Linked DNA regions of Homo sapiens: region 2 is linked to region 1. Evidence: chromatin loops called from intact Hi-C (ENCODE). Cell type or tissue: PC-3. All regions are shown on one strand.

Region 1 (5,000 bases):
ATTGTAGAGCATGTGTGTTTGAACAATATGAAATGTGGGCACCTTGAAAAAAGAACAGGATAACAGCAATTGTTCAGGGAATAAGAGAGAGAACCTTAAACTCTGACCACCAGTGAGCCAGGCAGAACAGAACCATATTTCTCTTCTTTCAAAAGCAAATGGGAGAAATATCGCTGAATTCTTTTTCTCAGCATGGAACATCCCTGAGAAAGAGAATATGCGCCTGGAGGTATAGGCTTATAAACAGCCCCCCCAGGTGCGCCTGTCTTTTATGGTTGAGGCTGCAGAGATGAAATAGACTCCAGTCTTCCATAGCGCTCCCAGGCTTATTAGGAAGAGGAAATTCCCACCTAATAAATTTTGGTCAGACCAGTTGATCTCAAAACCCTGTCTCCTGTTAAGGTGTTATCAATGACAATGATGCCCGAAACTTCATTAACAATTTTAATTTTGCCTTGGACCTGTGGTCCTGTGATCTCACCTTGCCTCCACTTGCCTTGTGATATTCTATTACCCCCTGTTAAGTACTTGATGTCTGTCACCCACACCTATTCACACACTTCCTCCCCTTTTGAAAATCTCTAATAAAAACTTGCTGGTTTTTGTGGCTTGTGGGGCATCACGGAACCTACCGACATGTGATTTCTCCCCTGGACGCCCAGCTTTAAAATTTCTCTCTTTTGTACTCTGTCCCTTTATTTCTCAAGCCGGCTGATGCAAAGGAAAAATAGAAAAGAACCTACATGAATATCAGGGCAGGTTCCCCCATAAATATAAAGTTAACCTTGTGAATGTAAGTTCAGTAATGTTAAGTGTTTCCATGATCTAGTCCTGTGATTATAATAGACTAGAGAATTATAATTTTCATTTTAGAAAACTGGAATCGTGCTGCAAATTCTATAAATGAGATATCTTACATCTTTTCCTATTATTCAGTATTACCCAGTATTAACCGTGAGAGGTAAAGATATCTTTAAGAAGGTCAAAAATGAATATTTAACCTATCCACGAGAACATCTCAGATGAAAAATTTAGTTCAGATGGTCTATTCTTTTCTTTTAGAAATATTTGATAATACTAATAATTGATCTGAAATTTCTTTACAGCTGTAAATAATTTAGATAAGAACTTTTGATAGTTGGGGTTCAGTATGGCCAAAAGACAACACTTTTAAAACTCCGCAGCAGTAAAACATCAAGAATTTAATCCTGATGAATTAGTGTGGTTCTCCAACATTCACCCCTTAGAAAAATACAATATTTAAACCTCAGTGATTATTACTCATGTCAAAATAAACAATTACTTTCTACCTGGATAGTCAAAACCATTCAAAATCAAATATTAACATGGTAAATAAGAATCTATCACAGGCAATGATAGTTTTACTGCACAAAAACTATAGGTACACATATCTAATATTTATCACAGTAAGTTTGTGGAATGAATATTTTAATTCCTTTTTTACACTGGAGTAAAGGTAGAGGTAATATTAAGATGTTAGTATAATCAGAGGTTGAGAAAAGTTTCCCCCAAAAGAATCAACTAGATGTAGAAAAAAAAATTTTCTCCACCTATTTATAATAAATATTTTGAAAGGACTTCAAGGAAAATAAATTATCTTTGTATTTTGGATTTTCCTTCATAGAAATAGCTAAACTGTTAGGATTGGTTTAGGATAACAGCGTGGCATACTAGAATAGAGCCTAATAGCATTGAATTTAAGATACTACTTGCCCGTGATCCTTGTTCAAATTACTTAATGTGTCTGCAGTACAGATTTGCTTATAGAGCTTGTGACACTGACACGGATAGGTTGTCTTGAGCACTAGTAGATGAAAGGTATGTAGACTCTGGGTGTTAGACCTGCATATTAGTCAGCGTTCTCTAATGGAACAGAACTAATAGGATAGGTGAATACATGAAGGGGAGTGTATTAGGAAAAGTGACTCACACCATCACAAGGCGAAGTGTCACAATAGGCTGTCTGCAAGCTGAGGAGCCAGGAAGCCACTCCAAGTCCCAAAACCTCAAAAGTAGAGAAGCTAACAGTGCAACCCTCAGTCTGTGGCCAAAGGCCTGAGAGCCCCTGACAAAGCACTGGTGTAAGTCCAAGGGTCCAAAACCTGAATGTAGGGAGATCCCCTGAAACTATTGCTATGGAATAAAAGATGAAATGCTCCTGATTACTGTAAATACAAAATTGCATGCAGGATTGTGTAAAGACAACGCCAGGTTGGACTGCCAGAACAAGCCAACAGCATGTGATGTGCTTCCCCCTGCAGAGAGCCTATGAATGCACGTGCAGTCAGGGAGGTTTCACATCACCAAGATTCCTATCCCAGAAAAGCAGATGTTCATAGCTCTGGGAATGGAATGCAACCCTTGTGGAGAGCCTGTAAAAGGACGCATGGGGGGTGCCTGTCCATATGGATAAGATAGGGCTATAAAGGCCCTCATCTTGCCATGGCTCTTCTAGGCCTCTTTAGGGTTAAGGCATACTCCCTTAGAATTTCTGGTCTAACCGGTTGTCTAGCTTCACGGCCTGTTTCCATGGATTGTTTGTAACCACCCTTTGTTGCAATTATTACTGCTGATTAATATCTTGCTAATCATAGGTTATGGCAAGATTGTGTTTCTGTTTTAAGGTTCTAAGGTGACGCACACACTATATTGTAAATTCTTATCTCTGTATACTGTACTTCTACATACAAATGTACTGTACTTCTACATACAAATGTTATGTTAAAGAATTACTTCATCGCCATGTGACCATCTCACCTCATAATCAAATGACCCTAAATCCCTCACTAACCGAAACCCACCCTCACTAAACTTAATAATAAATGCTGGTATATCCAGTGCATCGTTGGCACTATGGGACCAGAAGGTGGTGACCCCCCTGGACCCAGCTTTCACTATCTTGCGTGTGTCTATTATTTCTCAACCTGCCGATCCACCTGGGAACAAAGAGAGAGCCCCGTTGCATTGCGGGCTGCTGGTCAGATCCCGCAATGCCTGAAGAACTTGGAGTCTGATGTTCAAGGGAAGGAAGCATCCAGCACAGGAGAAAGATGGAGGCCAGACAATTCAGACAGCCTAGGCCTTCCACATTCTGCCTATTTGTATTCTGGCTGCACTGGCAGCTCATTAGATTGGGCCCAACCAGATTGAGAGTGGGTCTGCCTCTCCCAGTCCACTGACTCAAATGTTAGTCTCCTTTGTCAACACGCTCACAGACACACTCAGGAACAATACTTTGCATCCTTCAATCCAATCAAGTTGACACCTAATGTTAATCATCACAAGTCCATCCCTTGTCAACTTGAACCCATACACATCTCCTGAAATTATAGATATAATCTTCAAATAAAGACAATAATAAGGTCATAATTATGCCTAACATAATCCAGCTATCCTTCGTACAACCAGAAGCACACTAATCTTTAACCTAAATGCTATTACGTAAAGTTAACAACACTTAAATGTTGATATGAAGTCAATAAATCTTATGTCATATGATAAAGAAAAAGGAAAGGAAATAAAATGTAGATATTTTCTTAGCTCAAGTGCATACATGCACAAACATGTTCTTAACAAAATAAGGAGGAAATACTCATGACAATTACCATCCTCGTTTCTGCAACTGGTCACGTGGTCATAGCTGGTACTGATGACTACCTTCTACTACTCATTCTGTACTGCCTTTGCCTTCAGCAAGCACCTCTGCAGATCATGGTTTTTCACCTAGTGGAGTAACCCAAACCTTCATTCCTGAAGGGTCTGGGCCATTTGTAGTGCTGCCTTGATTGGGTTGTTGTAATTTCCCATTGACCTTAATCAGAGGGCATGGTAATACTAAGAGATGCCCTAAGGGATCTCCTGTATTCCACACATACTCTTTCTTACATCTATTGTGGAGTAGTAGACTGATTTCGTTTTGATAGTCTGGGTCAGTCACCCCAGCCAACACCGTAACTGTCTTCTGAGCCTGTTGACTTAGAGGTAGGAGGATCCCAAAGTGACTAGGTGGCAATCATAACTTCCAGTTTAATGAAATCACAGTTGTGTCTCCTGGTGGCAGCATTTTTCCCTCTGGAACTAAGACCTCTATACCAGCAGGATGTAATGTCACAGAAACAGGAAGCAAAAATTTTGCTTGTGGGTCACTAGGGGTGATGGTGAATGGTGCCACTTCCACTTCTACCCCTTGATTACTGAACCCATGAATCCTGGTTCTGGAAGAAACAGTACTATATATTGGATGCTGATTCAGAACATACACAAACTTCTGGAGAATTTTGCCCCAGCCCTGCAAAGGATTGTTACCTAGTTGGAATTGTAATTGTGACTTCAAAAGGCCATTCCACCATTTTATCAATCCAGCTGCTTCAGGAGGATAGGGAACATGGTACGACCAATAATTCCGTGAGCATGAGCCCACTGCCACACTCCTTTGGTTGTAAAGTATGACTGCCTTGGTCAGAAGCAATGCTGTATGAAATAGCATGAAGGTGTAGAAGGCATTTCGTGAGTCCACGGATAGTAGTCTTGGCAGAAGCATTGAGTATAGTATAGGCAAATCCATATCCACAGTAAATGTCTATTTGGGTGAGGACAAACCTCTGCCCTTTCCATGATGGAAGAGGTCCAATATAATCAAGCCGCCACCAGGCAGCTGGCTGATCTACCCAAGGAATGGTGCCTTATTGAGGAACAAACCAACCACTTCAGTGTTGGTCTTTGCTACTGGCAAACTGGGCACTCAGCAGTGGCCATAGCCAGGTCAGCCTTGGTGAGTGGAAGTCCATGTTGCTGAACCTATGCGTAACCTCCATCCCTGCCACCATGGCCATTTGTTCATGGACCCACTGGGCAATGACAGAGGTGGCTGGGGAAAGAGGCTGAGTTTTTGTCCACAGAACAGGTCATCCTATCCACTTGGTTATTAAAATCCTCCTCTGCTGAGGTCACCCTTTGGTGAGCACTCACATGAGACACAA
Region 2 (5,000 bases), 150 kb after region 1:
GACAGTGTTCCTTGGAAGCTATCTTTTTTGGACTTAGTCTGTTTTAGAATGTTTGGGCTTTCTGTATCTGTATGTCTACATCTCTCCCACATCTTGGGAAGTCTTCAGCTATTATTTTTATTAATTTTTTTCTATGCCTTTTCCCATGTCCTTTCCTTGCAGAATTTCCAAGTTGGAAATTTGTTTGCTTCATGTGATCTCATGTCATGTAGGCTTTCTTCATTTTTTTATTCTTTTTTTCCTCTGGCTCAGTTTTTCTAAAAGATTTGTCTTCAACTTCCAAATTTTTTTTTCTGCCCAATCTAGCCTATTGTTGCAGCCCTTAATTGTATTTTTTATTTTATTTATTAAATGTTACATTTCCAAGATTTTGGTTTGGTGCTTTTTTATAATATCTATTTATTTTGTTGAATTTCTCATTCAGATAGTGAATTGTTTTCCTGATTTATTTGGATTGTATGTCTGTGTCTTCTTGTATCTCACTGAATTTCCTTTAGAACATTATTTTTATTATTTTTTTCAGACATTACATAGATTTTCTTTTCTTTGGAGTCTGTTGGGAATTAATGTGTCCCTTTGGAGATGTTATGTTTCCTTGTTTTTTCATATTTCTTGTGTCTCTACATTGATATCTATACATCTTGGGTAACAGTCACTTCTTCTAATTTTATCAAGTACCTTTTGTATGGTAAGACATTGCCCTGTAAATGTATTTATAGTGTTGGTTGAGCAGGGTGCATTGGCTTTGTTTCTAGCGGGATGCAGGAGTGTAGTCTCCATATGATTTTTTTGGCTGTAATCAACATCAATGCTGTCTGCATATCCTTCAGTGGCTTAGGCTGCACTTCTTTGTGGAGGCTGTGGCATGGCTTTGCTGGGGATAGGGATGCCAGGTGTTGCAATACTTGGGATCCTAGTGGGCATACATGGACACTGGAAGTAGTGGTCATGGATCCTGGATGAGCTGATCATTGGATTCCTGGACAGTGTGCAGAAGCATGCAGCAGCCTTGTTCCTGGAAGGTGTGGGTTTGTCAGGCAGTAGTGGCGGAAGGTCCTGGGTTGCATGGTCATTGATTCCCTGGGTGGCAGGCCTGGGCACTGGCAATAGCAGAAGCAGCCTGAGTGAACCAGTCCCCAGGTCCTCAGGTGGAGTATATAGGTGTGCAGTGACTCCACCACTGGAGTGGGTGAGGTCACTGCCAATGGTGATGGCCCTGGGCAAGCAGTTCTCAGGCTCTGAGGAGAAGGCACTTCTACTTTCTATATCCTGTGGGTAACCTTCCTAATGTGCTGGACCATCTATTCCTCATGGTTTAGTGCTCTGCATGGGCTCAGGTGCCAGGGATATGACTGCAATGCTGGGTCCAGCTGGTGTTGTAATGAAGAAACCCTCTGGGTGGATGTCGGGGATGTCAATGGGGCCTTAATGATACAGATATGCAGGGGCTATTGGGCTGCAGGACAGGATCTAGTCTGATGGTGACTCCATTCTCAATATGATGCCATGCTGCCTCTGCTAGAGTTCTGGGAATGGAGCGGGGGCCCGATGTGAATTCCCTCTCTGAATGTAGATGCATGTAGTCAGGCAGCTCCCTAAAATAGGCTCAGGGTCTGTGAAGGCTGAGGGGCTCTCCTGTAGCTAGGATTGCAGGTATCTATGTGGAAAGGTGAATTGTTAGGGACCTCCCACTTACCTTTTTCCCACAATGGGGAAATCCCTCTTGGCTCCACGCTGATGCTGATACCAGCTGGCTGCTTTGCTTCCCTTTCCTTGCTGTCCTCTCAGATTTCCATGCCTCAGAGGGTGTTTGTCACTTCCTTGCTGAATTATAGTGTACTCTCTTTAATCTCTTAGATTCCATATTCACCGCGTGATTATCTACTTGCTGTTTTTGTCCTTTCTTTGTGGAGGGAGTTAGTTCTGGGTGCCTCTAGTCAGTCATCTTAATCTGAATCATATTTTATTTAATTATTGATATAGTTATGTTTAATCTATCATCATGTCATTTATTTTCCATTTCTCCCAACCAATCTCCATTCCCTTTTTCCTCTTTTCTACCTGTCAATATTATGTTGACTACTCTATAAAGACCATCTGTTGTTCTCCAAAATATTTCTTCTGTTTACCTGTATCCTCTTTGGTACCCTGTTCTACAAATTCTATTTGATATGGAATCCACAGACTCAGCTCCAGCTCCGTAAGTCAAGGAGTCTATGTATCTTTGACTCATATCTTCCTTTACTTGGAAACTCTATCAAGGTGGTAAATTAAGTAATTGTAAGGCTCAGTTCATTTATTTCCCATTTCTGAGAGACCACTGTCCTTCATTGCCTGATATTCAGTATCTCAAAAATTGTTTCATGTATTTTTGTTTGTTTTGTTTTCCTTGATCTGTTCAGGGAGAGGCTGAGCCTGATCTCTATTAGATCATGTTGGCTGGAAATGGAAGCTGAACCCAGACAATTTTACAATTTTGACAATCCTTCCCTTTTTCTGTCCACTTTCTTCCACCTATTTCCAGGCATTATTTTATTTTTGCCCAAACTAGTTTGGGAAAGAGTAGAGAACATAAACATAAATAGAAGATATTAGGTCATATGTGTAGTGTCACCCAACTGATGAACTAAAATAAGACAGTGGTTTAGCGTATTGCGCTGATCTATTTTCAAACATTGATTTGATCTCCATTTCAAAACTCAGTCTTTTGTTCCAATATCAGAGAGCTCTCTAGGTTATTATTTGCTCAGCATATTTTAAATCAAATATTAATTTTTGAAAAAGAGTAAGTATATCTATTGTTTAGTGGTTAAGATTATGACCCTTAGCATTTGAATCCTAGCTTAAATAAACAGGCAAGGTTTTTGTTATTCTATATTCTTTTTCCTCAGTAGTAAAACAGTGATATACATTGTGCCTATTTCCTAAGGTTTCTGTGAAGTTTAGATGAGTAAAATGTAACATAAGAAACAAAATAAATTAGCATTACCCTCATAAAATAATTTTACAAATAGTCTCAACAGCATTGAAAACAATGTATTCATCTTTACAATGTTTCAAATGTGTATTTTCTAAAACTATGTAAGAATAAGTGCACTAAACAAATTACATATGAAATCTCAAATTCTATCTATCCTAGTGTCACCAGGGCTTATTCTTAAAGGAGACATCCATAATAATTCTCTGTATGAAATAGTGTCTTTCATAACAGCCAACCTCAATTCACCTCCTTTGAAATGGTGTTTTTGCTCAATTTTCCTTGGTTCTTGTGACTGTAGGGAGCTTATCACAGCAGGCTTGCAAATAAGAAACAACATTTCTCTCTTCTTGGTCCATTACGTATAAAATTGTGATGTTAAAATGCTTTTTGAATCTCTTGGATTAGTGTAAATGATGATGGCTTGAAGTTTTCCTGTAATTTTTAAAAAGACTTTATCTTTTTTTTAGAATAATTTTGAGTTCACAGAGAAGTTGCAAGGAAGGAATAAAAATTTTCTATATATCCTCTGAACCCACACATGCCTAGCCTCCTCCATTGTCAACATCCTTGCCAAAGTGGAATATTTGCTGCAATTGATGAACCCACATTGACACATCTTTGGAAATTTTCAAATATCATTTTCTCCAAAATGAAATAATGATTCATAATGACTCACTCAAGGCAAAATGGATATGTTACTAATGAGCATTTTCTTTAATTGAATGGGTCCTATTATTGCAAAATAATGCTCATTATTCTTTGGCAAATCTATGTCAATACATATTTTTGTGGATTCTTAAAGAATAAGGATTTAAGCATATGCAGAAGCACAAGAAGTTAGATTTCTTTTTAACATAAACAGAGTAACACAACAAAACCCAGCAGACATCAGTGAATCTTCAACTGTGAATAAAGATTGCATGGAAGTGTATTATTAATAAAGTCAAGTCATTTTTAATAATAATATTGAATGTCACTATATGAGATTGGCAATAGTGAGTCAAGCTTTATTGCTAGGTTTTTAGTGAAAATCAATTGGAAACCTTGTCATCACCATTGTGAAGTAGTTAAGTAATAAATATCATAGTGAATTGAAGAATCAAGTAATCTGTTGTAAACAGATTATTGTCACATTACATTAGTATCATTAATTACATTACATATTATATTAGTATTGCATTGTTAGTATCACTAATGTGAAATTAATGTGATACTATCACATTATATTACTATCACTAATTATTATCATTATAGTGCACTTCATGAGAGTGTGATTGTAGGCCAACATATTAGTGGCTTATTATGTCTACATAAAAAGCTTGTAGAGAAAATAATTAATTATGATCATGATCATCCTCAGCAGCAATAGCAGCAAGGATAACAGGGTATTCTCACTTTAATGCAAAATTCTCACTTCCTTATTCTGAAGGAAACCTCCTAAAGATACCTAAAATATGCAGAGACAGATGGATAGAGAGAGAGAGAGACAGACAGAGAATGGATTTATCTAATATTAAAGTTTTACGTATGTAGGTAGGTAGATAGATGATAAACAGGTGCTATGCATGTCATGTGTGTTCTTTTAAGTTAACAGATACTTATTTTCACTAATTTTCAAACAGAAGCAAAGTTAAAGACCTATTTAATAATTTTCTTTTTTCCTTTTATTTTGCATTAAGCAAGAAAGAATAATGATTTTAAGTGTTCTAGTCAGATTGGAATCACTCTTGTGGGGATTGAGAAAAGACGTTCTGAAGAAACAAATGCAGGAGTCTGTTCTATGTGAATTAAATATCTGCTTATTTTTTTACCCTAATTTTAAGTATCTTAAGAATTTTGTTAACATTATTTTATAACATCACAATTAAGAACATTTAGCAATGTGTAAAGAAACAGAAGTTTTAAAAGTTTTAAATATTTTAAAAGTAGTAAGCATATAATAATACAGCCTATATCTCAGTATTGTGATAAATACTGTATAATTTACCCATGAATGGTGTAAAAGAAATGGTAGACACAG

The links. Peaks named below come from ENCODE experiments on the same cell type or tissue, not always from the same donor. Only the 100,000 strongest peaks of a DNase experiment are listed, where the experiment ranks them.
Region 2: a loop joins it to region 1, with 2.6 times the contacts of the local background. A loop is called at or near these places in 1 of 110 quality-filtered maps.

The regions. Positions count from the first base shown.
Region 1 is chr1:196,000,042-196,005,041 of GRCh38, reverse strand. No RefSeq gene overlaps it. Among named protein-coding and RNA genes, the nearest start is that of LINC01724, 86 kb to the left of the region's middle. RefSeq lists an enhancer at 1,809-2,309. In PC-3, no CTCF peak of the experiment used is centred here; a DNase peak (open chromatin) is centred at 1,921; H3K27ac peaks cover 1,720 bases.
Region 2 is chr1:195,852,581-195,857,580 of GRCh38, reverse strand. No RefSeq gene overlaps it. Among named protein-coding and RNA genes, the nearest start is that of LINC01724, 230 kb to the left of the region's middle. In PC-3, no CTCF peak of the experiment used is centred here; no DNase peak of the experiment used is centred here.